Regions from separate parts of the Homo sapiens genome. Here region 2 is linked to region 1. A link is a loop called in an ENCODE intact Hi-C map of the cell type or tissue named here. Cell type or tissue: B cell. All regions are shown on one strand. Links, peaks and the distances in the headings refer to the core of each region. The heading gives the core; the rest is flanking DNA. Region 1 has its middle 53 kb from the start of LINC01811. Region 2 overlaps LINC01811 (long intergenic non-protein coding RNA 1811).

Region 1 (16,601 bases), core at 7,227-9,726:
ATGAGTGAACTCCCATTCACAATTGCTTCAAAGAGAATAAAATACCTAGGAATCCAATTTACAAGGGATGTGAAGGACCTCCTTAAGGAGAACTAGAAACCACTGCTCAATGAAATAAAAGAGGATACAAAGAAATGGAAGAACATTCCATGCTCATGGGTAGGAAGAATCAATATCATGAAAATGACCATACTGCCCAAGGTAATTATAGATTCAATGCCATCCCCATCAAGCTACCAATGACTTTTTTCACAGAATTGGAAAAAACTGCTTTAAAGTTCATATGGAACCAAAAAAGAGCCTGCATTGCCAAGTCAATCCTAAGCCAAAAGAAGAAAGCTGGAGGCATCACGCTACCTGACTTCAAACTATACTGCAAGGCTACTGTAACCAAAACAGCATGGTACTGATACCAAAACAGAGATATAGACCAGTGGAACAGAACAGAGCCCTCAGAAATAATGCCGCATATCTACAGCTATCTGATCTTTGACAAACTTGACAAAAAGAAGAAATGGGGAAAGGATTCCCTATTTAATAAATGGTGCTGGGAAAACTGGCTAGCCATATGTAGAAAGCTAAAACTGGATCCCTTCCTTACACCTTAGACAAAAATTAATTCAAGATGGATTAAAGACTTAAATGTTAGACCTAAAACCATAAAAACCCTAGAAGAAAACCTAGGCAATACCATTCAGGACATAGGCATGTGCAAGGACTTCATGTCTAAAACACCAAAAGCAATGGCAACAAAACCCAAAATTGACAAATGGGATCTAATTAAACTAAAGAGCTTCTGCACAGCAAAGGAAACTACCATCAGAGTGAACAGGCAACCTACAGAAGGGGAGAAAATTTTTGCAATCTACTCATCTGACGAAGGGCTAATATCCAGAATCTACAATGAACTCAAACAAATTTACAAGAAAAAAACAAACAACCCCATCAAAAAGTGGGCGAATGGTATGAACAGACACTTCTCAAAAGAAGACATTTATGCAGCCAACAGACACATGAAAAAGTGCTCATCATCACTGGCCATCAGGGAAATGCAAATCAAGACCACAATGAGATACCATCCCACACCAGTTAGAATGGCAATCATTAAAAAGTCAGGAAACAACAGGTGCTGGAGAGGATGTGGAGAAATAGGAACACTTTTACACTGTTGCTGGGACTGTAAACTAGTTCAACCATTGTGGAAGTCAGTGTGGCGATTCCTCAAGGATCTAGAATTAGAAATACCATTTGACTCAGCCATCCCATTACTGGGTATATACCCAAAGGATTATAAATCATGCAGCTATAAAGACACATGCACACATGTTTACTGCGGCACTATTCACAATAGCAAAGACTTGGAACCAACTGAAATGTCCAACAATGATAGACTGGATTAAGAAAATGTGGCATATATACACCATGGAATACTATGCAGCCATAAAAAAGGATGAGTTCATGTCTTTTGTAGGGACATGGATGAAGCTGGAAACCATCATTCTCAGCAAACTATGACAAGGACAAAAAACCAAACACCACATGTTTTCACTCATAGGTGGGAATTGAACAATGAGAACACATGGACACAGAAAGGGGACCATCACACACTGGGGCCTGTTGTTTGGTGGAGGGAGGGGGGAGGGATAACATTAGGAGATATACCTAATGTTAAATGATGAGTTAACGGGTGCAGCACAGCAACATGGCACATGTATACATATGTAACTAACCTGCACGTTGTGCACATGTACCCTAAAACTTAAAGTATAATAAAAAATTAAAATTAAAAGATTAGAAAGCTTAATTAACAAATCCTGCTTAATAACATTTGTAGAACATTGCAATAAACAACTAAGAAAGACATTATTTTCAAATACAGGTATATTTTGGAGATACTGTGGGTTCAGTTACAGACCATTGCAATAAAGCAAATATTGCAATAATGTGAGTCACACAAAATTTTTGGCTTTCCAGTGCATATAAAAGTTATGTTTACACTATACTGTACTCTATTAAGTGTGCAATAGCATTATGTCTAAAAAGCAATGTAAATATCTGAATTAAAAAACACTTTATTGCTAAGAAATGCTAATGATCATCTGAGCCTTCAGCAAGTCATGATCATCTTGATGGTAGAGGGTCTTGCCTCGATGTTGGTAGCTGCTGAGTCATCAGGTTGCTGCTTGCTGAAGGTTGGGGAGGCTGTGTTAATTTCTTGAAACAGAACAGCAATGAAGTTTGCCACATAGATTGACTCTTTCTCAAAATAGTTTTCTGTAGTGTGCAATGCTGTTTGATAGCATTTCATCCATAGTAGAACTTCTTTCAAAATTGCAGTCAATCTTCTCAAACCCCTCTGCTGCATTAACTAAGTTTATATAATATTCTAAATGCTTTGTTGTCATTTCAATAATGTTCACATAATCTTCACCAGGAGAAGATTCTATCTCAAACTATTTTCTTTGTTCAAACATAAGAAGCAAAGCTCATCCATTCAAGTTTTATCATGAGATTGCAGCAATTTGGTCATATTCTTAGGGTCTACTTCAGATTCTAGTTCTCTTGCTAATTCAAACACAACTACAGTTACTTCCTCCACTGAAGTCTTGAACCCCTCAAAGTCATCCATGAAAGCTGGAATGAACTTATTCCAAACTCCTGTTAATGTTATTTTGACCTCTTCTTATTAATCAAGAATGTTCTTAATGGCATCTAGAATGGTCAATCCTTTCCAGAAGGTTTTTGATTTACTTTGCCCAGATCCATCAGAGGAATCACTATGGCAGTGATAGCCTCACAAAATGTATTTCTTAAATGATAAGACTTGAAATTTGAAATTACTCTTTGGTTTATGGACTGCAGAACAAATGTTGTGTTAGCAGGCATGAAAGCAATATTAATCTTTTATATCTTCATCAGAGCTCTTAGGTGAGCAGGTGCATTGTCAATCAGCAGTAATATTTTGAAAGGAATCTTTTTTTTTTCCCCTAAGCAGTAAGTCTCAACAGTGGGCTTAAAATCTTCAGTAAACCCTGCTGTAAACAGATGTGTTGTCATCCAGGCTTTTTTTTTTCCATTCATAGAGCACAGAAAGAGTAGATTTAGCATAACTCTTAAGGGCCCTAGGATTTTCAGAATGGTAAATGAACATTGGCTCCAACTTAAAGTCACCAGCTTCACCAACCCCTAACAAGAGGGTCAGCCTAGCCTTTGAAACTTTGAAGCCAGGCATTGACATTTCCTCTCTAGCTATGAAAGTACTAGATGGCATCTTCTTCCAATAGAAAACTGTTCCATCTACATTGAAAATCTGTTGTTCAGTGTAGTACCTGTATGAATTGTCTTAGCTAGATCTTCTGGATTACTGGCTGCAGCTTTCACATCAGCACTTGCTGCTTCACCTTGACTTTTATGTTATGAAGATGGCTTCTTTCCTTAAGCCTCATGAACCAACCTCTTCTAGCTTCAAAGATTTCTTCTGCAGTTTCCTCTCCCCTCTCATCCTTCATAGAATTGAAGAGAGTTAGGGCCGTGCTGGAGATTAGGATTTGGCTTAAAGGATTGTTGTGGCTGATTTGACCTAGCCAGACTACTAAAACTTTCTCTCTATCAACAATAAGTCTGTTTTACTTTCTTGTCATTCATGTGTTCACCGGAGTAACAACTTTAATTTTCTTCAAGAACTTTTCCTGTCCATTCACAACTTGTCTGTTTGGTATAAAAGCCCTTGCTTTTGGCCTGTCTTAGCTTTCGATGTACCTTCCTCCTAAGCTTAATTATTTCTAGTTTTTGATTTAAAGTGAGAGATGTGCAATTGTTCCTTTCACTTGAACACTTCAATGCCACTATAAGGTTATTAATTGACCTAATTTCAGTATTGTTGCATCTCAGTGACCCAACTTCTTTATATGACTTAGTCAAGCAGGTTTTAATCAATTCCCAAATTAAACTTCACTGTTTGATGCAGAATTATATGACTCATTTTCTATTTTAAGCCAAGCATGCTTATTTCCTGAACCGTATACTTTTGTGCGTCCCTTGGCGATGCAAACAATTTCTGCAAGGGGGAATCCCCTTACATAAGGCTGACATATGCTTTTATTTTCTGCTACCCAAGATTATGTAATTCAAATAGAACTTAAGGGAATGCACCTTAAACACATTTAGGCACAGAGTAAAGCAGGATTGAGTGAAGAGCGAGCTCAAATTCATGGAAAAACAAATAAAGAGATATGTCATCCTTGTTTTGAGGTTGTGGGCTCATGGAAGTGGTGACATTTTCCAGGGAGGGTAGAATTGTGTGGAAGGGAGAAAACAGGAAGGGATTAAGGATTTTCATGTATATTCCAGGCACCATAAAGATGTCATTTTATTTAATCCTCATAACAAACTGTATGAGGCACTAAATTTACACACAAGGATGGTGAGGTTCAGAGTGGGCAAGTGATTTGTTCAATGTCTCACATAGTTATTAAGCAGTGGAGCCAAGATCTTAACCACGTCTGACTTCAAAGATCACACTTCTCCTAGAATACTATCAGGAGAAGAACGAAGGATTTAGAACAAATTTCTAGAGGATTCCTGTTCTTGGAGGACATTAGGAGATATAGCTATGTATCTAAATAAACACCCCTACCTGATTTTTTGTTCTTATAAAGTGAGGAATGCCTCTTGATGTGCTTCACAAAATTTATTTTTAAAAGCAAAAGACTTTTTAAAAATTGTAAATGTCCACTAAACAATGTTTTAAACCGAGGGTGAGAAAGATGGTGAAGAATGTCCCAAACCCACAGCAAATCAAATTTATTCTTGTAAATTACCTATAGGTAAAAAACAGTATTGAATAACTGAGTCAGTCAGATCTGAGTTTGAATTCTGATTGCTCCTGACACGTTGAGTGGCCTCAGACACGTTCTTGAACCTTTCTGAGGCTGTTTCCTCATCTGTAAAACAGGAATAATAACACCTGCTTTGCAGAGTTGACACTTTTCAGGGACAACAGCTAAGCTGTCCACAGATGGTGATTCCTTCCTTTCTCAGAAGCAAGTCTTCTTCAAATGCTGGTGAAAGCATGAAGAGCCATTTGGTAGAACATCAAAAGAAGGCGGAAGATAAACTAATTGTGCTCCCTGAGGAGTTTCCTTTAGGGGGTGATTTCTGCACTCTTATCTTATCTGACACCTACTGTTTTCCCTGCTTTCCCCTTTCCTAGCCCTCTTTTGTTCATTACCACTTCCACAGAAGTGGAGCAGAGAAACTGGGGAGACAAATCAATAAATTAGTGTTGCTCTATTTTAGCTGTAAGGGAAGGTTTGGTGGACAGTGTTTTATGTGTTTGCTTGAATATTTTGGACTGTTTGGGTTTCCCTTTTGGATTTTCTTCCTCATCTCCATCAGAAGCTGTGTGAAGTACACCTGTGCCCCAGTAGGCTGGGGGATGGAGTGGGATCCACCAGATAGACAGTGGACTCAGAAGTGGGGAGGACTCAGCACCACGGCCCAGGTATGCATCTACTCACACAAGGCTGGTGGAGTTTCTTGGGCCTCTCTGGGGGTCTTGCCTGTGGGTTCCTGGCACTCAACCTGCAAGACAGGGCCTGGTCCCATGTAGAATCTAGTGCAGGCTTGGACTCAGGAAGAGGAAGAACACCAGAAGTAAGAGAAGGGGGCTTCTGGGGTATTTGCTGCATGCCCATTTTAGGGGCTTCCCGCTTCATTCTATACCCCAACCTCCTTGACTATTCCTGTTTCCTTAACAGTCACACTTTCTCCTTCCTAAAATCCCTTTCCTACTTTCTTGCCAGCCTAACGCTTACTCATTCTTCACAACTCATCCTGGGCATTATCATCCTTAAGATGCCTTTGATACCTCCTCCTGGACCCTTTTTCTAGGTTAGGCAACTTGTTCTGAGGCTCTTGGTGCTGGACCTCACATTTTTCTTGGTTTCCATTACACTAAATTCTGAGACTCTGTTGACACATTAGGGGAAGGGATTGCAACTTGTTGATCCTAAACCCCTCTCTTTCTCTGTGTTTCTGAACCTGACCCTTGCTCTTTACCTCTGCTATCATCATCCCACTGAGCTCTCCCCATCTCTATCCTAGACTGTATTGGACTTTTACATTGTCCTCTGTCTTGAACCTCATATCTGTTCTCCAAACGAACCACCAGAGTGTCCTTCTAAAATATAGATTTTACTGTGCCACTCCTCTACTTAGGTGTTCATGGGCTCCCTCATTCCTGTAAGGCGCTGCATTAGCCTGAGTCTTAGGTCGGGTTGTACCCGAAGCAGACCCTAAGACAAAGAACCAAGTGCAAGTAGCTTATTTGGGAGATGAAGGAAACTTGAGAGGGGGTGGGTATGTGAGATAGGGAAGGAAAGGCAGCCAATATAGGGTGTGCTGGTGACAGAATATCACAGGGGCAATAGGAGCTTATTCCTGAGGAGTGCCTCTGAGAGGCAGTTTAGAACGTGCCTCAGTGATGTTACCCAAAGGGTAACCCAGGTTTCCCCCATAAAAACTCCCATTGGTCATTGCTTGAGTGTGTTCCCAGAAGTGTTAATTACCTGTCACTCTGATCTGCCCTGCAGAGGGCCTGAGCAGCTCCAGTGGCCAGAGAATGCCTTCAGGCAGTAAGTGGCAGATGAATTTGGGAAGAATAGTGAGTGCTGAGAGAAAATGGGCCAGGAGAAGGGGGGGGGTGCTGGCAGCATCCTCTACAGCCTGGCTCATAAGACTCTGCATGACCCAAGTATTTGCTGGCCATCCAGCCCCTTCTCCCTTCACTCCCATCAGTCTTTGTGCTCTAGTGCCCTGCACTGCCTGTGGGTCTCTGTATACCTCATGCTCTTTTGTTTTTCTTCCATGCTCTTGCTCATGATATGCCTTCCACCTCGGATGCCCTTCTCTCACTTCTCCATCTAGTTAACATGTACACATTCTTCGAGATTTAGCATCACCTTCTCCAAGAAGCCTTTCTTGACTGACTTCTTTCCCCTTCCCCAGCAAGATTTAGATGTCTTCAATGTAGCATCTTTCACAGGTCTGCTCCCCTCACCAGACCATGGGGTCTGTGGCACATATACTCCATCTGATTCTTCCTTGAGTCCCTGGTGATGAGCATGTGGCCTGGCATCTTAATAAACAAGCACTGAGCTGAACCATGCATCTGTGGTTCATTGTTTGGCACATGGCTTGGACTCAATATTTGTATCTTGAATTGAACTAATCTTTGCCCCAGCTCCCTCTTTGCGTTGGCAGAGGCAGAAAGGGGACAAAGTTGAGTACTCCCCTCCCCAGAGCACAGAAACACTTTGCTCTTCTTTTACCCAGAAAAATTGGAGCTGGAAGTGGTGACCGAGGAGAGGCACAGAGGACATAGGAGACAGAAAGCCATCAGGGACACTCAAACACACACTCACACACAAACACACACACACGCACATGTAAACAGATATATGTACAAACATAAAGAAAAAAGACAAACAGAATGAGGGAAGATGGACCCGGGAGCAAGGGAAAGATGGACAGACAAAGAGATGAAGCAAATAGTAAGGAAAATAGAAGAGATGGAAAAAGGGAAGAATAGAGGGCAGAAACAGGGAAAGGAGAAAATAAGGCCAAATAATGTGCAAATTGGGAAAGATGTGAACAGAAACCCCTGGAACAAGGTTTTCCATCTGTCAGGGCAGCAGAGATGGAGATGGGAGTTGCACCTATGGGCTATTTGTCTCATCTCCCATTGCTGGACCAAAGGTGGGGGTGTATGTAGGGGTGGTGCAGGGTGAGGAGGATGAGGGGGCTGCTGCTGTCTGTCCTGAGCCAGAAGAATGGGGCACGCATTTGTTACTATTGTCTAGTGTGCCTCCTCTGGTGGTGAGTGGTGTCTGGTATTTGTTGGGCCCTCTCTTTGTCCTCTTTTAGGGAGTCAAATCTGCAAGGAATGGGGCAGAGTGATATAGCCGCTCCCATGTGCATGCCTTTGGCCTTGTGCTGTTGGATTTGCATTGGCTCATAAAAGAATAATGAACTATATCAATTTTTAAAGCTGCCTAATGCTCCTCTCAGCTCAGCTGTCTAAAAGTTTGCAAAGCAGACTACATGGCTCCTTGGAAGAAGGCCAGGACACATGACCAAGAGTCAGGGCTGCTGCTGTGACTGCTAGCACCCTAGATTGTTCCTTGGTGGGTGCCACAATGGTGGGAGGGGAGAGAAATGACCCGACTGTCATTTGGGACAGAGGGCAGGAGCTGAGAGAAGAGCATTTTGCATGAATTGCCTTCTTTCTGAGTTCCTAGGTAGACCGAATTCAGGAGTTTGGGAAAAATTTCTAAAAAGGCAAGTTCTTTGATTAAATCCTTTACCATAGATATTTTCTTCCCTACATGTGTTTGCTAACTGTGCCAGTTATAAAGCTATTATCTCTCAGCTCCAACCCAACATCCTGAACTCTGTTCGGTGATGCTGGGGCTGGGTCTCTGCAAACCACATTTCTGCCTTGCCCACTGGTTCCTTGTTAAGCTTTGCCAGTAGGGGGCAGAAGAGGGTGAAGGAATTTGCTTCTTCCTGTTTCCTTACTGTTCTGTGCAGTACCCTGGCAATGCTTTCTCACCTTAGCAGAGCCAGCTCATTCCCATAGCAGCAGCTGAATACACTTGGTAGGTTTTCCAGCATTCACAGAACCAACCTCACTGGGGAAACTCCATGAAGCCATCGACACCAGCCAGTTGCCACCTGCTCCTCAGAGGTCTAGGTCCCATCTCTGAAGGCCTCCTCCTCCAATCTTCTGAAGTTTTAACAATTCCAATATCTTCCCAGTGTTCTGCCATCTCTAGGGATTGAATAGGGTGACCAACTCATCTGGTTTTCCTGGGACTTTCTAGGTTTTAGAGAACTGAAATTCCAGTATCCTGGCAACCTCTTCAGTCCTAGGCAAGTTATGAATGTTGTTCACCTTAGAGCAGTAGATGCTTCCTGCAGTTGCTACCTCAGTTACTGAGTTAATACTGTTATATCAAGATAGCAATTCTTTATAATAATTTTTCTCTGTCTGAGTAACTGGTGTGATTTCTGTCCCTGATTGGATCTTGATGCAGCCTCATGTCTGATACTTAGGAAGCAGTGTTAAATCAGAGAGCATCCATTACTGTGGGCAAAATATAAAATGTTCCACTAAGGAGTATTACCTTGTTTTATCACTGCTATTTTGATCACTACTGCTATAGCAGCAGCTGCTGCTCTGGGTGATAACAATACCTCACATATGTATAGCATCTCACAGCTCACGGAGCATGGTTGGCCACTATTTTTTGCTTGCTTTTCCAAGAGCTTTGTGAGGTAAGTACTATCATCTCTGCCTAACTAAATTCGGAGAGGGAGAGTGACTTGCCCAAAGTCACATAGCTAGTCACATATTGCTGAGTTTCAAACTTACTTAAAAAAGAAATTCCGGTTCTTCCTCTTTTTACCTTGTAGCCTTTCTTGAGTTTAGTTGCAGGCAAGCAGCTGTTATCTTTCAGTTTTTAGTGCTTCCCACCCTGCTTCCCGTAGCCTCCACCCAGAAGCCTTTGAAGTTTATCTAGCTCTACTGGACAAAATGGACCACAGTGATGCATGGACTAAGGGTACTAGGTTCTGGGTCCTGCACATTCTGCTGGACATCGCTTCGATACTCAATGCTGACATGTTTTACATTTCCAGTGGATTTTCATTTAAACTAAAAGCTTTCTACAACCTTGGACTTAGACTGGGTTCACTTAAAAGGCATTTCTCAGAACACTCAATTTTATTAATATCATAAAATAATGTATGTTAAATAGCTGGATCATTTTATATTCAGAAAACACTCTCAATTTGAACTGCTTTATTTGGATAGTGATTGAAGGATTCCTGTAATTGATCTTGCTAGGTGGCCTTGGAGAAGTTTGTCTGGAAGATGGAGATTGTGGGAGTGCTAGGAAGGCAATGCAGCCTGTGCCTTAGCACCATCCAGCACCACCCCTCTGCTACCATGGAGAACAAAAACATCTCTGACGTAGGCCCTACCCTTGGACTGCTTATACTTTAATTATTGAAATCAGAGCCTGTGCTTAATGATTCTGAAGCAATGATATGATTCTGGCAGCCATGTTAGAGTGGATGGAGCACTGTATTCGGACTTAGAAGACTGGTAGAAGTGAGAAACTTGAGTAAATAACAACCTCTCTGATCCTCTGTTTTCTCAACTCTAAAATATGGGTAATATTTAATATCGATTAGGATGTAGTTTTGAAAATATTAGAATCCACAGATGGCCAAATCTTTCCTTTTTCATCACCTCTTATGTCCACTGGTTTCTCAAGAAAGTTAAACACACAATAACAGAATAGGATCCAAAGTAGTATTTTACTGATACCTAGGCAAGAACCCCCCAAACTCCAATATACTTGCATTAATTATTTAGTGCTTACTGACATAAAAGAGCACATATTTCTTATCTTACAGATTCTGTGGGGCATAAATTTGGGCCTGGTTTAACTGGGTCCTCTGTTTCATGGTCTCTCATGAGACTATAATCAAAGGACCAGCCAAGACTGGGTCCTCATCTGAAAGCTCAACTGGAAAAGTCTGCTTCCAAGCTCACTTAACGTGACTGATGGCAGGATTCAGAGTCTTTTGAGCTGTTATACTGAGAGCCTCAGTTTCTTGTTGGCAGTTGGCCAGAGGCTGCCCTCAGTTTCTTGTCATGCAGTCCTCTTTAATTTATCACCTTGCTTCATCAAAGCCAGCAAAAGAGAGTTTGTTAGGTGTCTAGAATGGCTGGCAGCTGGCTAGGGCTTACTGTCTCCAGATGGTTCCTCATTGTTTTTTTTTTTTTTAACACAGCTGCTGGATCCTAAAAGTGTGAAAATGGAAACTGTTAGGTCTCTAAGGCTTAGATTACAGAATTTGTGTAATATTACTTCTGCCAGCTTGGTGCAGTGACTCATACCTGTAATTCCAGCACTTTGGGAGGCTGAGGCAGGAGGTTTACTTGAGGCCAGGAGTTTGAGACAAGCTTGGGCAACAGCAAGACCCTGTGTCTACACAGAAAAGATTAGCTTGGTGTGGTAGCACACACCTGTAGTCCTTGCTACTTGGGAAGCTGAGGCAGAAGAATCCCTTGAGCCCAAAAGTTCAAGGCTGCAGTGAGCTATGATTACACCACTGCACTCTAGCCTGGGTGATGGAGCAACACCCTGTCTCTAAACAAAACAAACAAACCAGCAAACCAAAAATCCACATTGCTTTAGCCCATATGCTATTGGTTGAAACAAGTTACAGGGCCAGCCTGGAATGAAGATTGGGGAAATAGACTCCACCTGTTGATGGAATGAGTGTCATGCATGTACTGGGATGGGCAGATTGCTGGCTGCCATTTTGCAGACAGTCTACCATAGCTGTGCACCTAGCCTTTTGCTTGATGTAGAAAGCAAGACTCAGCTTAAACATGTGCGGCAGTTGAAGTCATTCAAGCAAATAGAAGGTACCCTGAAGGCTTTGAAGGATCTTCCAGCTCTCAGGGGCCTATGTTTCCACTGAAAGCCATGACTGTTTTGCAGGAGACTCTGCTAGTACCAGTTCAAGGAAGGGGAAGTGAAAGCTGCTTGCTTGGTTCTAGACAGCACGTTTTATTTATCCCTGAGAAGTAAGACAGAAATGGAATGCCATCAGGATTTGAAAACATTTCTTTAAATATGATGCACTTAAATCCAAAGGCAGGTAATGAATTTTATTTCATGAGTAAAGCTTCAATATCTTTGATGAGCATATGCAACAAAAGCTGAAAACAAAAGGCATAAAATTACCATGGTGATGGCTAATTGTGTTGAATCTGCATATATTAGTTCCCAGTGACACAAATAACACTCTGGTAGGCTAAAGTGCTAAGACACAGAAAGTATTGTTCTGTTTAAAATGAAAATCACAGTCTGCTTTGATTAAAAAATAACATTAGATATATTAATATTGGCAAATTAAATACTGTCTAATGGTGAACAGAAAAGAAAATCATCATTTCCCCTCCAAACTATTTGAGAATCCAGTTTAGGATTATTGTGCTAGGGACAGGAATATGGTGATAAGCTCTGTACTAGAGGGACTTTTGAAATAGAATATTGATCTTTGGGGTCTTCCTCTTTCCTTTCAGCAGCATTTTTTGCACTGGCATTCTTTTCTCCAGATACCCAATTGTCTCCTCTGTAACTGGCACTGTGGTAGGAACTACAAGAAAGATAAAAAAGAAATATGAGGCTGAACTTTACAGTCATAACCAGTAGGCCTCAACACCTGCCAACTTTGGGCAAATAATTTACTTATGTGAAACTCAATTTCCTCATATGTAAAATGCGGAGAATGTGCACCTTGAATAAGATAATGACTATAAAGCATCCAGAACATATCATTTGTTAATGATATTAGTTGGAGAGATAAGGCCAGTTCACTTGAAATAATGGCAGAGTCAGGGAGACACTACAGTTATGTGTCAAACTGTCATTTGGGCTCCAAATTCTGGGGAACTTCAGAAAAGGAGGTCAGGCTTCCTGAATAAAAGGAGGCTTGAGCTGGGCATATCAATTGAGCAGACAAGTGCTGAGAGTCTGCACTTGCAAAGCATCTTATAAAGGATGGTGTGAAGGCAGAAATAGGCATGTTGGTGGGCAAGAGGGAGACTTAAATAATGTGCATGAAAGTGATGGCAACTAGTGTTGGGATTGCATCACAGAGGGTCATGAAATCCCGGTACAGGAGCATAGGATGTGATGGGTCTGTCTAGCAAGCAGGCTCCAGTTCTTAATGCCCTTAAGAAATCATATATATTCCTAATTATTTTAAGTTTGTGTAATGTGCCTTTTTCCCTGGAACCATTTCAGTTTCCTTTTTTCTTTCTTTTTCCAAATTATAATCCAATCTTCACCCTATAGTGCACTGTTTACTTTGAAGTGCAATTAAAGGACTGGGCCAAAAAGCAAATGGAGCACATCTTGCCAACTCTACCTGCAAAGTGCTTTACATTTGCTTAACTGTGACTCAGATTCGGAACGACCTGAGAAGGAACGGGCAGTGGTGTTTGGGTGCTGACAGCGCCATCTATTACCTTGCTGGCAGCCAGGAAAGAGAGCCAGTGGAACTATTTGAGAAAGGATGAACTAGGAAGCAAATAGTGATTCAAGATGAATAATAATTTCTCATACCTGTATTGTGATTTACAAGTCTTTAGAATGCTCTCACAGTCAGTAACTCATGTAATTCCTAGGACAACCCTATGAGGTTATTAAAGAAAATGCTGTCCTCATTTTACACATGGGAGAGCTGAAATTGAAAGAAAAAAGTCTTGCCCAAGTTTACAAAGCAAGTCAATGCAGAGGTAATTGGAAACTCAAGTTGTTACTTTCACCCATCAAATGTCTGTTCTGTGTTAACTGCTCCGGAATCCTCTGCCTCACTGTGTTGGTGGTAGACTGGAGGACACTATATTATGGATTAAATAGTTAGGGAACCAGCCAGGAGGCTATTTTTGGTGAATCAGACATGAGGTGAGGAGGGGTTGCATGATACCAGAGCTTCACTCTCTTATGATCCCTTTGGGCATTGTTTTTCAGTCTCCCAGTTGGCTCCCTTCCTCTCTGCTTAAGCATTGGCACCTCCCACTGTTTGGCTGTTGCCTCTATTCTCTTCTCTCTCTCCATGCTCCCATGGGTGAAGCCACTCTCTATAAAAGTCATTAACTTTTAGGATCCATTCTTTTTTTTTTTTTTTGAGACAGAGTCTTGCTCTTTTCACCCAGGCTGGAGTGCAGTGGTGAGATCTCGGCTCACTGCAACCTCCGCCTCCGGAGTTCAAGCAATTCTCTTGCCTCAGCCTCCCGAGTAGCTGGGGTTACAGGCACCCACCACCACGCCCGGCCAATTTTTGTATTTTTAGTAGAGATAGGGTTTTGCCATGTTGGCCAGGCTGAGTCTCGAATTCCTGGCCTCGTGATCCGCCTGCCTCGGCCTCCCACAGTGCTGGGATTACAAGCGTGAGCCACCGCGCCCGGCCGATCCATTCTGTATTCACAGTTCCAGCCCAGACAGATCTCCCAAGATCAAGATTTGTTTAAGGACAGTTTCTTGACTCACTGGGTTTCACCCTTCCCCTTTGTCTCTTGAATCATATTCTATCTTTTATTCCTTCCCTCTCCTGAATCTTAAAATTCTTCCTCTTCAGGAATCCTTCTTATTAGTATTTAAAACACTCAAATTTCTCCTGTTTGAAAATTAAAATAGAAAACTCTTCCCCATTTTTTTGAACACATGTCCCTCTTCAAATATAGCCCTATTTCTCTTCTCTCCTCCACATACAAACTTTGCAGAGCATTTTGTGTACTTGCTGTCTCCATTTTTCACCTCCCATCTATACTTCTCAACCCACTCCAGTCTGGCCTCTGTCCTCATCATGCCTAGCTCTTGCGAGGATCCTCAATGACCTCTGCATCACTAAGTCCAGTGACATTTTCTGTGCTCATGTTATAAGACGCAGCAGAAATCAATGCAGTGAACCATTTCATTATCCATGGAACATTTTTACCTTGGCTTCTGTGACACAAAGTGCTCCTGGGCCTTTTCTCCTCACTCTATACGTAATTACCAAGTGATTTTCCAAATCTTCAGACCAGCTATATGGAGGCAACTCTCAACCTTACAAATCTAGCCTACACATATGTTCTAATCCTCAGATCTGCATAGTCTAACTCTCAACAAAGTTTCCCCTTGGACAGCTCCAAGGCTTGGCCAGGACAGAATAAATTTACCCGGTGTCAGTGTTTCTCATTTCTAGAAGGTGTTTGTTTTTTTTTTCTTGGTTGGGAGGAGGAAGTCTCAATAATTTTTTTTCTTTTCTTTTTTTTTTTTTGCAATGTAGTCTTGCTTTGCTGCCTAGGCTGGAGTGCAGTGCAGTGGTGTGATCTCGGCTCACTGCAACCTCTGCCTCCCAGTTCAAGTGATTCTCTTGCCTCAGCATCCTGAGTAGCTGGGGTTATAGGCATGTGCCACCATGCCAGACTAATTTTTGTATTTTTAGTAGGGATGGGGTTTCACCATGTTGGCCAGGCTTGTCTCAGACTCCTGACCTCAAGTGTTCTGGGGGCAGTTCATCTCATCTTGCTGGCTCTTAACCAGAGCTTTTAGGAGAGGTGGCCTAATGGGTTGGTCAGGACTGTTACTCTACCCCTCACTCCCTGTTCTGAGAAAAGTAGCATTGTTTTGGAGGAAGGTCATTCTTGCTGCCTTGAACATACCAGATTTTGCCACAGTGCAGTGCCCAGCAGGGTCGTTGTAAACCATGGTGACTAAACCATCCCTTTCACCAAGAAGCTTAACCTAACTATTCCTTTCTCATTCATTTAAATTTTGTTTCTTTCACATCTAAATGTATTATGCATGTTGTCTTTAAGGATATCTTCTGTTAGCCCTTGGAAATAAAAAACTGCCTTGTATTTTCTTTTTTTCCCCTCACATTTCTTCCATGTTTTTCTTTCTTTTTTGTAGCTCTTTGTTTTTAGACATCATGCCTTTCTTTTTCTTCTTCTTCATTTCTTTCCTTTTAATTCCACACTCAGCCTGTTTGGTGGATGCTGTGGTTTCTTGCTCAGATTCTCTTTAGGAGGCTGGTGAAGCCAGTCCTCAGCTGCTATGTGTGTTGGTTGCTAAAGATTTATTAATTCCAGAGAAGTACTCTATGAGGGAGAGTACATAGCTAATGGTTGACTTGCATGTGGGAACAAAAGCCAGCACTTTGAGGGAAGGGAATTCTGTGGAGCAACTCATATTCAAGCTCCCAATGGGAGATGGCAAAGCTGACTTCTGCTGAGACCACACTCTTTTTTAATTTGCTTTATTTTCTTATTTACTGATTCTTAAATTTTTATTTTTTTGTGAGCACATAGTAGGTGTGTGCATTTATGGGGTGTTTGAGATATTTTGATACAGGCATACAATGCATAATAATCATATCAGGGTAAATGAGGTATCCATCACTTTGAGCATTTATCCTTTCTTTGCGTTACAAACAAATGCAATTATGCTTTTTTAGTTATTTTTAAATGTACAATAAACTATTGTTGACTGTAGTCACTCTGTTGTGCTATCAAATACTAGATATTATTCTTTCTATCTAACTATATTTTTGAACCCATTAACCATCCACACTCCCCTACCCATTACCCTTCTTAGTTCTTCAAATGTTTGGTAAAATGCAGTAGTGAAACCATCATGGCCTAACATTTTCTTTGCTGGGAGACTTTTTATTATGTCTTCAATTTCGTTACTTGTTATTGGTCTGTTCAGGTCTTGGATTTCTTCATGGTTCAGTCTTAGTAGGTTGTATGTGTCTAGGAATTTATCCATTTCATCTAGATTTTCCAATTTAGTGGCTCATAAATTTAGTAACTTTTGGTAGCCTCTAATGATTCTTTGAATTTCTGTGATACTGCCTGTAATGTCTCCTTTTTCATCTCTGATTTTATTTATTTGTGTCTTCTCCCTTTTTTCCTTCATGAGTTTGGCTGATGGTTTGTCAGTTTTATTTATCTTGTCAAATAA
Region 2 (9,017 bases), core at 6,471-8,970, 94 kb after region 1:
CTTATCCATGGTTTCACTTCCTGCAGTTTCAGTTACCTCTGGTCAACCACAGTCTGAAAATATTAGATGGAAAATTCCAGAAATAATTCATAAATTTTAAATTGAATTCCATCCTGAGTAGTGTGATGAAATCTCACACTGTCCTGCCTGGGATGAGAATTATCCCTTTGTCCAGCGTTTCCACACTGTAATGTTGCCTGCCCATTAGCCACTTAGTAGTGGCCTTGGTTATCAGATCAACTGTTGCAATACTGCAATGCTTGTGTTCAAATAACCCTTATTTTACTTGATAATGGCCCCAAAGTGCAAGAGTAGTGATGCTGGCAATTTGGATATACCAAAGAGAAGCTGTAAAGTGAGTGCTTCCTTTAAGTGAAAAGGTGGCCTTGATGTTCCTTGGCTAGGGTTTAGTGCTATCCACAGTTTTAGACATCTGCTGGAGGTCTGGGAGGCCATCCTGTAGGGATAAGGGGGGACTACTATATTTTTATAGCTGTTCTATTTTATTGCTAGTTATTGTTGTTAATATCTTACTGTGTCTAATTTACGAATTACACTTTATCATAGGTGTGTACGTATAGAAAAAAACAGTATAGGGTGTGGTACTATCTGTGGTTTCATGCACCCATTAGGGGCCTTGGAATGTGTCCCCTGCGGATAAGGTGGACTACTATGGTTAATATTCATTTAAACACAGGATACCACTGGATCCTCATGACTGCCCTGTGAAGAAGACAGTGATTCCCATTTCAGAGATGTAGAAACCCAGGCTCAAAGAAGCTAAATAAGTAACTCATGAACACAAAATAGTATGTGACTGTGATTGTCAGTTTTATGTGTCAACTTGTCTGGGTTATAGTCCCCCATTATTCAATCAAACATTAATCTAGGTGGTGTTGTCAAGACATTTTGCAGATGTGGTCAAAGTTCATAATCAGTTTTCTTTAAGCAATGGAAATTACTCTAGATAATCTGGGTAGGCCTGATTCAATCAGTTGAAAGCTCTTAAGGGCAGAATTGAGGCTTCCCAGAAGAAGAAATTCTGCCTTTGGACTGCTTCAGCTTGTGCCTGAAGGTTCAGCTTACTCTTCCTATGGCCTGATCTGTGGATTTTGGACATGCCTAGCCAGTCCCCACAATTGCATAAGCAAATTCCTTGCAATCAGATTTCTTAATATATATCTCCTGCTGGTTCTGTTTCTCTGGTTGAACCCCAGCTAATATACTGACCAAGTGATGCCTCAAATTATAAGAGCAACATTTTATATTTGTATTGAGCTTTACAGTTTACAAACTGCTTTCATAGATACTGTCCTTAAGGCTGTGAATAGGCAAGTTAATCAGTCATCATTTTTGTCGTCACCACTAATATAATCATCGTCTGATATCATCATTGCCGGACACTACCATCATCATCATCGTCATCACCATTTTATATTAATAGCTGAGAAAAAGACTATGCAACCTATAAGAGGCAGATCTGGGACCAAGGACCAGTTTTTCTAACTTCAAATATTATGTGCAAGATTAGCATCTACCTGCATAAAACTTCAAATGCCTTATCCTCCAGGTTTCTTGATGACTTCCAAAAATAATTTCCTTCATTATAGCTTATCAGCACACAGCTTTCTAGCTACCTCACCCATGGCAAATTCTAGACCTTATTATCATCGGTACTCATATCATTTCTAAAATCGCTATTTTAAACATGTATTTAAAAATCTCCAGTTATGACCTCTTCCTGTGGGTTCTTCTTTATCAAAGTTCTGGTTATTTTGAAGTCCTAATTTAAGTGGTCAGTAGTTTGTGTTCATGGTTAAGTGCATCCTATGAACAATGTGTTGTTGTTGTTTTTTTTTTTTTTTTTGAGATAGATTCAAGTCTCACTCTGTCACCCGGGCTGGAGTGCACTGGTGCAATCTCAGCTCGCTGCAACCTCTGCCTCCCAGGTTCAAGCAATTCTCACGCTTCAACCTCCCGAGTAGCTGGGATTACAGACATGCACCACTACTCCTGGCTAGTTTTTACATTTTTAGTAGAGACAGGGTTTTACCATGTTGTCCAGGCTGGTCTCGAACTCCTGGCCTCATGTGATCTGCCTGCATCGGCCTCCCAAAGTGCTGGGATTATAGGTGTAAGCCACTGCACCTGGTCCCTATGGACAATTTTTAATGGAAAATTTTAATTTAGTAACATAAAAATTCATTCTTACTCAATGAATATCTGTCTAGCCACCAAGATTCCAATGTGAATATCTCCTCTATCTCATCATAATGATATAGATGAGACCACATGAGCTATTTTTAAGCAATTATATATATGCGTATATGTATGTACTATATATTGCAGCATGTCAACCGCAGAACATATTTGAAACTGACTCCTTGAAAAAAATTATTAAATCACAAAAACTGAGAATCAAAATCTTGACACTTGTCATAAAGGTAAAGAGGAAAATAACGGCTAACAAAGGATACTTATAGAATATTGATGAGAACTGTCTGAACAACCTCAACTCCAGGCACAATTATAAATTAGGTAAGGATGGTTTGCCGTATCTTGGTGGAAGGCTTAAGAAGTCTGTTGTATATGTTGTATATGTAAATATGTAACCTCTATTTTCTGACATGTAGGGTTTTTTTTTTTTTTTTTTTTTTTTTTTGAGACAGAGTCTCACTCTGTCGCTCAGGCTGGAGTGCAGTGATGTGATCTTGGCTCACTGCAACCTCTGCCTCCCGGGTTCAAGTGATTCTCCTGCCTCAACCTCCTGAATAGCTGGGATTACAGGCGTGCACCACCATGCCTGGCTTGTTTTTGTATTTTTAATAGAGATGGGGTTTCACCATTTTGGTCAGGCTTGTCTTGAACTCCTGGCCTCAAGTGATCAGCCCACCCCCGCCTCCCAAAGTGCTGGGATTATAGGTGTGAGCCCCCTCACCCTGCCCCATGTAGGTAGTTTCATTTTTTAAAAAAAACATTATAGGCCGGGTGCGGTGGCTTACGCCTGTAATCCCAGCGCTTTGGGAGGCCGAGGTGGGAGGATCATGAGGTCAGGAGATCAAGACCATCCTAGCTAACATGGTGAAACCCTGTCTCTACTAAAAATACAAAAAATTAGCCAGACGTGGTGGCGGGCGCCTGTAGTCCCAACTACTTGGGAGGCTGAGGCAGGAGAATGGCGTGAACCCAGGAGGCGGAGCTTGCAGTGAGCCAAGATCGTGCCACTGGACTCCAGCCTGGGCGACAGAGTGAGACTCCATCTCAAAAAAAAAAAAAAAATACGGAAATAGCTAATGAGCACACAAAAACTGTTCAACATAAGAAGTCATTCAAGAAATGCAAATTAAAACCACAAAGAGATCCTAGATCATATTCACCAGAATGGCTAGAATTAAAAACACTTGGCTGGACGTGGTGGCTCACGCCTGTAATCTCAGCACTTTGGGAGGCTGAGGTGGGCAGATCACCTGAGGTCAGGAGTTTAAGACCAGCCTGGCCAACATGGTGAAACCTCGTCTCTACTAAAAATAACAAAAAATTAGCCAGGTGTGGTGGTGGGTGCCTGTAATCCCAGCTACTTGGGAGGCTGAGGCAGGAGAATCGCTCGAACCCAGGAGGTGGAGGTTGCAGTGAGCTGAAATCACTCTACTGTACTCCAGCCTGGTTGACAAGAGCAAGACTCTGTTAAAAAAATAAAATAAAATAAAGACGCGCAATATGGAGTGTGGTTAAAGATGCAGAAACACTGAGACTCTCATACATTGCTGCTGGGGGTATAAAACTGGTAAAACCACTTTGGAAAAGTTTTGGCAGTTCCTTGTAAAGGTAAACATTCACCTATCCCATGACCAAGTAATGCCACCCTTACATATTTACCCAAGAGAAATAAAAACATCTCTACAAAAAGATTTGTTTGAGAATGTTCATAGCAATTTGATTCATAATAGCCAAAAACTGGATACAACCTAAATGCCTATCAATAGCTGAATGGATAAATATTTCTGGTGTATTAATTCAGTGAAATAATGTTAAGCAACAAAAAGGAGAGGACTACTGAAGCATGCCACAGCCTGGGTAAATTTCACACATTATACTGAATAAAAGAGGCCAGACCTAAAACAGTACATACTGTGTGATTTCATTTATGTGACATTCTACAGCAGCAAAACTAATCTACAGTTATAAAAGGCACATGAGTGTTGCCTGGCATCAGAGTTAGGAGGATCATCTTCAAACAGAGTATAGGAACACTTTGCGGGTAATGGAATGTTCTACATCTTGATTGTGGTGTGGTTATGAGAGCAGGATGTGTTAATTTGCCAAAAGTCATCAAACTGCTTAAAATCGGTGCATTTTATTGTGTGTTAACTCTGTCTCATTAAAAATGAATATTGAACACATAAACATAAAAATAAAAAATGCTATAATGAACATCTTTATACTTAAAAAAATTTTTATTCCTTAGGATAATTCCTGAGCCTTTTGCACTTATTTTCTGAAACCACGTGAAATTGTGATAATTTGCTTGATATCAAAAAAGAATATATGAAAATAAATATCTAATTGATAGGATTTCTGGCAGGAACTGAAGTGAAAAATTTGGGCTTAGTTGGGGGAAAATATTTGGGAGTGGGGAGGGGGCTTTCATTCAGACTTTCAAATCTGGGTAAGGCCTGCTCTATTCAAAACATTAGGACTCTCTGAAACAGCTTCTTCCAGCTTACAAGGCTCAAAAGGGACTGGTTTTGTTTTATAAACTCCCAGTCCAAATCTCAGGAAGAGACTGAGCAGCATTTGGTTCCTGTGTGATTCTCAGCCTCTATTTTTACTCTTTTTCCTTCCCTCTGGTCCAGGGAGGAGAAGCCATATGTTGGTAGTAGTAGATTCTTGTGATGTCTCCCATCCTCTCAGCCTATTGGATTCAGCACACCTTGGTGAACCCCTCCATGAACTAGACAACATCACACAAGTGCAGAGAGGGGTGGCTCTCTACTGTCTCCAAAACCACCAAAGGCTACTCAGCTGCATGCAGGCAGAATGTGAAAAGTATGATGGAGTTGATTTCCCTGAGAGCAAACCTCATCTCAACCACTCAGGCCTCCCAATTCCCCAGTGGAACAGTGCTGAGATGAGTTCCATGTGGTTTTATAGCAGGCCCCTAGTACATTGAGCCCTTGTTGCCTACGGTGGTAAACAACTCAGAAATGTCCTCTATACTGGCTTTTCTTCCTTCTCTGTCTTACTTTCACTACTCCCTCAATTTCATATCCTCTCAAATAAACCACCTGCACTCAAGTCCTTGCCTCAGCTCTGCCTTTGGGGGAATCTGAACTCAGCACTCTTGCTGAAGGTGAGCTGTGCTTTAGTCCAGTCTTATTTCCACCTGTTCACCATTCAGTCCTCCACCCTGCAGGGAACACTCCTATTCATCTTTTCAGGCCCTTGGTGGAAACTTCTGTTGTTTACTTAAGTAACCAGTATGAACTCCTCTTTGTCATCCTGTTGCACTTCCCTGTATTGCTCCTCTTATCTCACTGTCTTGAGATTGTTCTCATCTCTGCATCCCCCTGGGATTTCTGAATTAGCATCAAAGGACCCTGGAATTAGCTAGCAGTACATGTAACTGCCCCTAAGCCATGAGCTCCTGTTGGTAGAAACTACAACTTGTTTTTGCATCTCAGTATTTCACAAATTATTGGCATAGAAGACCCAACGGATGATGGTTGAACAGAAGTAAAGTCACTCTGCAGGACAGAGGCACAAGCCCAGAGAAAATTTATTTCCTCCCCATCTTTTCTCCTGGAAGTCCTCCTTCTCATACTGTTCCTGCTCCCTGGCACTGAGCTGAGGTATGCAACGAAACCCATGGAACCTGTCTCTATAATGGAGAGGCATACACCCTTCAGGCCTCTGCACATAGTCAGGCTAGGTCCCTGCAGCACGTCTGGAGGATGGGGTCCCTGAGGCCTGGCTTAATTTAGCTGAGCCACTCCAGGAGGGATAATGATAGCACTGGGAGTCTACTTTTCTGCCCATTCTGTAACATCCTGCTGGCCTGCTTTCTGGGGCTCTTGACTTGGTAGCAGCCAAGAGACCTTTTCAGAGACTTGGGGCCTGATCAAGACCACTGAGCAAATCCTCCTTCCTTTTACCAGTGGAGCAAGCAGAAGAGTGAAGGGGCCTGGAAGAGCAATAGAGCGTCAAGCCACTTGGAGTTCAATTACTGGCCCTGCCATGTAATGACAGAATAAGCTTGGGGTCATCATTTAACTTCTTTAACACTCAATTTTTGTTTCACCAGTGAAAGCAGAACAAGAAAACTTATCATAGCATCATTTTGATGGTTAGATAAACTAACATATTTAGAATGTCTTCCATGGGATTTCAATCTTTTATTGACTATATATATTTTTGGCAGTCTGGTGAAGCCTATGGACCCCTAGAACAATTACTTTTAAACTTATAAAACAAAATATGTGGAATTACAAAAGCAACACTATGATACATTTATCAAAAGGTTTTGGTAAAATAAATGTGTTAGAATGTAATGTTTCTTTGTTCATGTATTAAAAAATAAGAGATCAAGCTGAGGGTCTGATAACTACTATAATTTGAGGTAAAGAAGCACATAAATGATATTTTGATTTACCTGCCAAACTGTAATACTGTACATGGAAATATTTGTCATTTCTATTGTTGACAAAATCACATTGTGGGTTTATAACCTACGTTTGTAAATGAAGAAAATGCCGAATACTTGTTAAAGAAGAGTGAAAATAAAGATGGATTTTATTCCTTCCAAGTTTATGGAACCCTGAACCTCTTGTCTAATGAAAAACACTTGATAATAGCTCATTCCCTTTCTTCTAATTTTCTCTTTCTGATGCCTTCTCTTACATAGTTCTCAAATTCAGACCCAAGGAAAGGGTCTGACATCAGGCATTTGGCCTGTGGGGTGGATAAGTGTATTTCCTTGCTTTCCTTTTCAAGAACTTTCTTCATTGTGGAAAAAATTGAAGGAATTTCAGCATAGGAACAAGGTGGACCTCCCCAGCCCCCAGGCAAAAATCATAAAGGGAGCAGATGAAATACTTTCCCAAACTTCAGGCTGGTCTCAAGGATTGGCTGTCGACTTGATTTCTAACCACTATCCTAGGTGGCTTGGCCTTTCTCCTGAGTGATCAGGGTGCAGAAGCCCAGAGAAATGGGACCCTGCTTCTTTTGGTCCTGCTTTGGTTCCTGCTCTGTTCCTGCTGTACTAGGGTAAAAGCCCATTAAGTGTATCTCTTCCCAACTCTGTTCCATGGTGTCTTATTTGTAACTTGAAACCAGCATGGTGGGAGCATTTACACCATGGAAATTAGCAATGATACACATCGAGGCTTCTCACCTCTAATTAGGGTATTAAAATCTTTCCTGCATCTCAGTGGAAAGCCAGCTGTGAGACATTTGTCAGTGCATCACTGCCTGTACTTTCTGCTTCCTGTTTGGTAATTCTGCTTTGACAAAATTGGTCATGCTTTGTTTACCACTCTCTGGTGCACATTTTTGTATCCCCAGAAAGGGACTTTCTATACTTTTAGTGTACCTTAATTTTGCACTGGAGTCAGCAGAGGACAACAATTTTTCTCTTTACCAAAATCAAAAGAAGGACCTCACTTCCCTGCTTGGTGAGTGAGAGGATTTTCCTTGTTCATGGTTTTCTGTCATTGAGGCTAAACAAGCAGGAGCCATTATAACTTGTGAGAAGAAACCACAAAAAGTACAGGCGATTTAGGATAAATGCATCTGACAGGGGTGTCAAGCAGGACTCAGCAAACTTTCTTTTAAACAGCCAGATAGTACATACTTTAGGCTTTGCAAAAAGACACAAAATGAGGATACTATTTAGGTGCTTATGTAACTGTTTAAAATGTAACCATATAAAAATATTCTTAGCTTATCAACTATGAATAAACAGGGAACTGTTTGGCATTGGTCTGTGGGTTGCAGTTTTCTGACCCCTGTTATGGAAGACTGACTTGGGGGATGAGAAGTAAGGCAAGGTGGTCAGGTAGGAGGCTGGTAGATTAAAAGGACCAGGACTAAGACTTGGCTGGTCACAGTGAGGAGGAAGGAAGGAAGAGGAAGAAGCTAGAGGGAACTTAAATATCTGATTAGATATGATGGATAAATGAAAGATGAAGCAAATGTGATCTGGAGGGCTGGCTGCAATTTGGGATTCACAAACATATTAGGATACTAAAAGCTTTGAAAAATCCTGCAGTAAGTAAAACTATCTGCTCAGTCCAGCGTTTCGCAAAGTTATTTATATATTGTGCCCTTTATTCATGGACTACCTACTAATGCCCCCAGTGAAGTAATGTATCATGGAATGTACTTTAGGTTTCATGGGCTTGCTCTATAATTGTGTAATCCATGTTGTAAAAGTGTGCATTCCTTGAAAAGAAAGTTAACAAATTTAGCATTTGTGTGTGTGTGTGTGTTTTGGGGAGGGTTATAAAATATGAAATACAACTCCTGTGGAAGGTGGTGTATTACAAATTAATGTAATCTTAATGCCTGGAAGAATTATGCAGTGATTCAACAGGCCAGATTGATTTAATAGTTTTTAAATTATAGATATAATTAATGAAAATTGAGAGTGCTAATAGTTGTTTTAAAACTATTTTGCTACAGTAAATTCACATGGCCCTTTAAAACCTTCATTTTCTTTTATATTTTTCTTTTTCTTTTGTTCTTTCTCTTTTTTAAAAATTTTAAGTTCCAGGGTACATGTGCAGGATGTGCAGGTTTATTACATAGGTAAACATGTGCCATGGTGGTTTGCTGCACCTATCAACACATCACCTAGGTATTAAACCAAACATATATTAGCTATTTTTCATAATGCTCTCTTTCCCCCTCCCCTCTCCCCTACAGGCCCCAGTGTGTGTTGTTCTCCTCCCTGTGTCTGTGTTAAAAACCTTCATTTTCAATCTTTTCAGTATGGTTATCTGTCTTTGAATCCTCCTTAA

What was found. A loop is a pair of places that touch in the nucleus more often than their neighbours do. Peaks named below come from ENCODE experiments on the same cell type or tissue, not always from the same donor. Only the 100,000 strongest peaks of a DNase experiment are listed, where the experiment ranks them.
Region 2: it touches region 1 in a loop (3-fold over the local background); 2 of 110 quality-filtered maps call a loop at or near these places.

What each region holds. Positions count from the first base shown.
Region 1 is chr3:34,098,441-34,115,041 of GRCh38, forward strand. No RefSeq gene overlaps it. Among named protein-coding and RNA genes, the nearest start is that of LINC01811, 53 kb to the right of the region's middle. RefSeq lists an enhancer at 8,754-8,803. In B cell, for the core only: a CTCF peak has its summit at 8,554 (motif pointing right); a DNase peak (open chromatin) is centred at 8,541.
Region 2 is chr3:34,193,298-34,202,314 of GRCh38, forward strand. The region is part of intron 2 of LINC01811 (long intergenic non-protein coding RNA 1811); the gene reads left to right. Among named protein-coding and RNA genes, the nearest start is that of LINC01811, 38 kb to the left of the region's middle. RefSeq lists an enhancer at 5,190-5,299. In B cell, for the core only: no CTCF peak of the experiment used is centred there; a DNase peak (open chromatin) is centred at 7,494; H3K4me3 peaks cover 1,833 bases; H3K27ac peaks cover 2,133 bases.